2 separate regions of the Homo sapiens genome follow, and region 1 is linked to region 2. A link is a loop called in an ENCODE intact Hi-C map of the cell type or tissue named here. Cell type or tissue: Caco-2. All regions are shown on one strand. Each heading gives the region's core, and the rest is flanking DNA. Links, peaks and the distances in the headings are about the cores only. Region 1 has its middle 83 kb from the start of IMMP2L. Region 2 overlaps DOCK4 (dedicator of cytokinesis 4).

Region 1 (2,918 bases), core at 155-2,654, 91 kb after region 2:
ACCCAATAACTATAGACTCACACAATGGACTAAGCTTCCCCTAAAGAGAAAAAAAAAAAAAAAAAAACCCTGGAAAAGTAGGACTCACTTTTCCCCCTAAAATCATCCCACATAACAAGAAGCTCCAGAGCTGATATGTGTGCGGAGAACGTCTCTTTCCTGAAAGGAGTAGAGGTAGAATTTGGAGAGTTCCAGTCGATATGCTGATACTTACCTGTTTTAGATGCTATCCGAGGAGGAGGGAGAGGAGGGAACAGTGCAGTGATGCAACCTACTATTGACGCATCTTTGCCCTCCCCTTCCCCATCTTTCCACTCCTCAAATTGTGAACAAGGGCAATGGTTGGAAGATAAAGCTAGAAAAATAGGCTGACTCAGTTAAAACATTGTATTACTCATCTGAAATACTATGAGAAGCTATTTGAAGGATTTTAAACTATAGAGATGATATCAAGTTCAAATTTTGGAGAAAAATCACTTTAAGATATTTAACATTCTAGTACTAACTACCAAAGTTCAAATGCTAACTGTTAAAGTTGGTCACTGGCCAGGTGCATTGGTGCCTATAATTCCAGTACCTTGGGAAGCCAAAGAGGATTATTTGAGGCCAGGAGTTTGAGACCAGCCTGGGCAACGTTAGCTGAAACACCAAAGCCTGTCAACACAATTGGATAGACTTTAGTCACAAGCCATTGTCTGCTCTGCAAACCCAACAAACTTCATCTCAGACCATTGTATGTTCTTCAAGTTCATTGAATTCCCCTAAAAATTATTTGCTATTCCCCTAAAATTATCCATCTCCCTTCCCCTAAGAAAAACTGTATAACCATCCGTACCTCATTGTGTGATGGGGTAATCATGCTATGATTGTTCCCTCCATGCATATTTATAAATGTGTATGTCTTTTCTCCTGTTAATCTGGTTTTTGTCAGTTAATTTTTCACTGTACCTTCAGAGACCAAAGGAGAAGTTGTCCCTTGGTCCCTACACCTCTGTCACAAAATACAGATTCAGGAGAGAAATGTAGGGTCCAGCCCCACAGGGTCGGTGGGTTTTCTTCCCATGTGCGGAGACAAGAGAGTGTAGAAATAAAGACATGAGACAAAGAGATAAAAGAAAAGACAGCTGGGCCCGGGGGACCACTACCACCAAGACGCAGAGACCGGTAGTGGCCCCGAATGCCAGGCTGTACTGATATTTATTGGATACAAGATAAAGGGGCAGGGTAAGGAGTGTGAGCCATCTCCAATGATAGGTAAGGTCATGTGGGTCACGTGTCCATTGGACAGGGGGGCCCTTCCCTGCCTGGCAGCCGAGGCAGAGAGAGAGAGAGAGGAGAGAGAGACAGCTTACGCCATTATTTCTGCTTATCAGAGACTTTTAGTACTTTCACTAATTTGCTACTGCTATCTAAAAGGCAGAGCCAGGTGTACAGGATGGAACATGAAGGCGGACTAGGAGCATGACTACTGAAGCACAGCATCACAGGGAGACGGTTAGGCCTCCGGATAACTGCGGGCGGGCCTGACTAATGTCAGGCCCTCCGCAAGAGGTGGAGGAGTAGAGTCTTCTCTAAACTCTCCCAGGGAAAGGGAGACTCCCTTTCCTGGTCTGCTAAGTAGTGGGTGTTTTTCCTTGACACTGACGCTACCGCTAGACCACGGTCCGCTTAGCAATGGGCGTCTTCCCAGATGCTGGCGTTACTGCTAAACCAAGGAGCCCTCTGGTGGCCCTGTCTGGGCATAACAGAAGGCTCGCACTCGTCTTCTGGTCACTTCTTACTATGTCCCCTCAGCTCCTATCTCTGTATGGCCTGGTTTTTCCTAGGTTATGATTGTAGAGCGAGGATTATTATAATATTGGAATAAAGAGTAATTGCTACAAACTAATGATTAATGATAGTCATATATAATCATATCTAAGATTTATATCTAGTATAACTTCTTATTTTATATATTTTATTATACTGGAACAGCTCGTGCCCTCGGTCTCTTGCCTCGGCACCTGAGTGGCTTGCCACCCACAGAGAAAAGCATAACAGATTACTGTGTGCACAGGCATGCATGGGAGTCATACAAAATATGAATTCGGGCTGGGCGTGGTAGCTCACGCCTGTAATCTCAGTACTTTGGGAGGACGAGGTACGCAGATTACCTGAGGTCAGGAGTTCGAAACCAGCCTGGCCAACATGGTGAAACCCTGTCTCTACTAAAAATACAAAAATTAGCCAGGCATGGTCGTGCATGCATGTAATCCCAGCTACTCGGGTGGCTGAGACAGGAGAGTTACTTGATCCCGGGAGGTAGAGGTTGCAGTGAACTGAGATCGCACCACTGCACTCCAGCCTGGGTGACAGGATGAGACTTTGTCTCAAAGAATTCGGAGGAGGGACAGATGTTTGATGTTTAAATATCTTCTTCACTGGGGAGAAGGGAGATGGGGAGGTATAGAAGTAAATATGATTTTGAGGGAAAATGAATGAGCCCAAAGACCAAGGGCCTGGGACCAAGTTTCTCCGGGCTCTGTGGAAGGTGGTGTCACAGGTTATGGGAGAATGAAGAGCGGAAAAGCATGTCAAGCAAAGGCCATCTTATGCAGGTGAAATATCTCAGGTAATTTTGGAGCTGCTTTCAGAAAGAATAGTTGATAGCCTGTGGTTTGGTTCATCTGTCCTAGATCCTGAAAAGGGAGGGGAGCCTCGGAGAAAGCCTGGCTATTTCACCAATGTCAATTTTCTCCACAGATGCAAATCTCCTTTACAAAAGGCAGCTTTTCAGGTGTTAACAGAAAAACCAAAGTCTGTAAAATATTTTAAAGAGGTTTATTCTGGGCCAATAGGAATGACCATGGCCTGGGAAAAAACACAAACCCAAGAAGCTTTGAGTGAGCAGTCCTCACTCAAAGTGAGGTTACAACTCT
Region 2 (2,918 bases), core at 260-2,759:
CTTGAGCCCAGGCATTCAAGACCAGCCTGGGCAATATAGTGAGATTCCATCTCTAAAAAGAAAAGAAAAAAAAAGAACTTCATAGCACAACTGCTATTTACTATTTATTTTTTACATTTTATTATGAACATTTACCATTTATATTTAAAATATAATACAAACTTTTCCAACACTCTTTTCTTTCTCAAAACCTAAGGCTCTTCCCACCCCCTTTTACTTAAATATAATTAAATTATTTGTTCCTAGGCTCATCATATCACACAAAAATTATTTTGAACAAAAAGTTTTACTGAGGAGATAATCGTCTCATTTTCTGAAAGGTTTCACATGCCCGTATATCACATCATAAAAATCAACCCTTGTAACTTTGCAGAGGATGCTGTTTAATCATATTGGAGACGGGGCCTTGCCACGCAGTGACCCAAATCTCTCTGCACCTGAAAAAGGTAAGGCCAGCCCCATGGTCAGTCCTGGAATGTGTAAGGGCTTGTTTTATCCTCATGTTCTCCAGTCTTCTGTGTGTCTGTGTGGAAAGCAGTGCTCTAGCTCTTTAATGATCAGGACTAGTATGCTCTTTAAGGGATTAATGAAAGACAGTTATTCATGATCATTCTTCAAAAGCTGTTTTCCTATAAGATTTTAACAGCAGAATCTGAGCAAGATAGGAACGCCTATGTTTAATGGCTTTTTGTTATCATCCAGTGAGTCACCCAGGCAATGCCTCCTCTTCCTGAAGCAAAGTTGCCAATTAGGCTCCTTGTTCAGCACAATGAAAATAGCTTCACCCGGATCGATTCGGTGGTCCCATCCTTCGTCTCCCTTACAAAGCTCATTCAGCCAACTCATGTGTTGTTTGTTGTGACTCAGATACGGCTCTTGTACAATTAAATACCATTTAAGAATTGCAATCCAGTGCATAATGGAGTGTGCCCTGCCTCAAGGTCACACAAAATGAGAACCAAACACATGGACAGCAGTAAATAGCCAATTAGGATCAGTCTGCAACACGGCAGAAGATGAAGAGCAGATTAAACACGATTTCCTCAGCTACGGGGTCGGGGCTTGCAGCAAGTCACCCATTCACCTCTCTCAGGGTCAAGCCTCAAAAATAAGAGCAGTTCCCCAGGCCAATAAATCAAGAGTCGTTAATGAAATAGTCTGGGAAAGTGCCTTTTAATTGCCCTCATTAAGAAGTAAACTATTGTCATTTGGGTACACTGCTACATTAGAACTTTCCTTGGGAGATGGAAATTAGTGAAGTCTTAGGCAAAATTATTTTAAAACACAAATTTAGCTTTAATGTTACAAGTCACATGTTCATCTTTGTCAGTAGAACTAAGGAATGTGGTATTTTTCTCACCCCTTCTACTAAAGAAAACCACGATGCAAATTTAAAAGAATAGAGAAAAAGAATTTTAAGAGTGGTAACTCCATCCCATTAAGTGAAAATGGTCGAGTGGTAAAATGTTGAAATTCTCAACATGCCCACCAGATGGCAGTGTCTGTACAGGGAGTGAGTCACTGGAACCCAGATTTGCTGTTGTAAACCTCATTGCATAGTGGCTATTTACAACCAGCGTGTCCTGCCCTTATTCCTGCCAGGATTGCCCCATATTCCTGCATCTTATCGAAGCACAGAGCAGACAAATTACAAAATAAGAATGACACTGTCCATATTCCAAATCATTTTTTAAGGACATATTTCAGTGTAATTCATTGATTTCAGAAAGAGTTATCAATGAGATAATATTGCATGGCTGTTCTTTCCCAAGAATTCTGCCAAATAGTTAAAATATTAGTATGTCATTGCCTTCTCCATTTTTAGGTGTCACTTGTCCAGAAATGTCTACTAAAAGCCAAGTTTTAAAATAGCCCAGTGACTACATCTTCCATCTGTTATCCAGCATCTAAACACATTTGTAATTCTCAGCAAGTTTTACACCCCAGTGTAAAGATTTGTAGTTCCCTTTGACAGCATTAAGGGAAATAAAGAGACTTGTTAGCGCCCAGTTAAATGGTAACTATAACTGTTAGGCAGCCAATTAAATAAAGGTTTAGTATTCAAGAAGTTTCCTGTTTTGTTTTTCATCCAGTTAAGTTTTTCATTCTGGATAATTCTGACTTTCTTCTAAGATCTCAAGCATTGGAAGGGCAAAGCTGGACCGTGTGTTTTTAGCTGTGTTATTCCCTTCCAGCTGTGAACCCCACCCCTAGCAGCTGGAGCCTGGACAGTGGGAAGGAAGCCAAGAACATGTCGGATAGTGGGAAACTTATCTCTCCCCCTGTCCCTCCAAGACCCACACAGACTGGTGGGTATTTGAAGAATTTGAATGATCACTTTTATAAAATAACTTTTATTGACTACTCCAGTTTGTCCTGAATTCCTGAGAGAAAGGTAGGCGTTTGATTTCTGGGATAAAAACCTTAGTAGCTGCATAATTCCTTGACAATTGTCTCCCTCTTTCCTGAACTTCTATTACACGGGGTCAAACAGTGGTCTGTTCCAAGTAAGCCTCTCGGACAGATTTTATAGAGTGCTCTTTACCAAGCCACCATTCTCAAATTCGGGGAGGCACCCTAACCTTGGTAGGCCACTAGCATCTTCTCTAACCTTCACTTTGAACCACTTCATTCTTATCAACCTCCGCTAACTCAGCTACTTTCTTCAGTCTTATTCAGGACTGATGCCAAAGTTTCCAGTTGCCTCTAAATAGCCATTGACTAACAGTTACGCTCCATAAGCTTATCAGAGTCATTAACTTTGTATCCATAGTTATCTGTTGCTTTGAGAGGTCTTTATGCAAGGACTATATTTCGCAAAGGGTTGATTCAGGGTACCGCATCCCCTCAGGTGGTCGTTTAAGCAGCAAAATCTTGGCCAGGTGTTTTGGCTTATGCCTGTAATACCAGCATTTTGG

Evidence for each region. Hi-C counts contacts between places; a loop is a spot of excess contacts. Peaks named below come from ENCODE experiments on the same cell type or tissue, not always from the same donor. Only the 100,000 strongest peaks of a DNase experiment are listed, where the experiment ranks them.
Region 1: a loop joins it to region 2, with 8 times the contacts of the local background. A loop is called at or near these places in 5 of 110 quality-filtered maps.

What each region holds. Positions count from the first base shown.
Region 1 is chr7:111,643,567-111,646,484 of GRCh38, reverse strand. No RefSeq gene overlaps it. Among named protein-coding and RNA genes, the nearest start is that of IMMP2L, 83 kb to the right of the region's middle. In Caco-2, for the core only: no CTCF peak of the experiment used is centred there; a DNase peak (open chromatin) is centred at 1,684.
Region 2 is chr7:111,734,445-111,737,362 of GRCh38, reverse strand. It overlaps DOCK4 (dedicator of cytokinesis 4), which reads left to right. Exons shown (of 53, transcript NM_001363540.2): 50 at 374-446; 51 at 2,196-2,309. Among named protein-coding and RNA genes, the nearest start is that of DOCK4-AS1, 73 kb to the left of the region's middle. In Caco-2, for the core only: a CTCF peak has its summit at 1,491 (motif pointing right); a DNase peak (open chromatin) is centred at 1,512.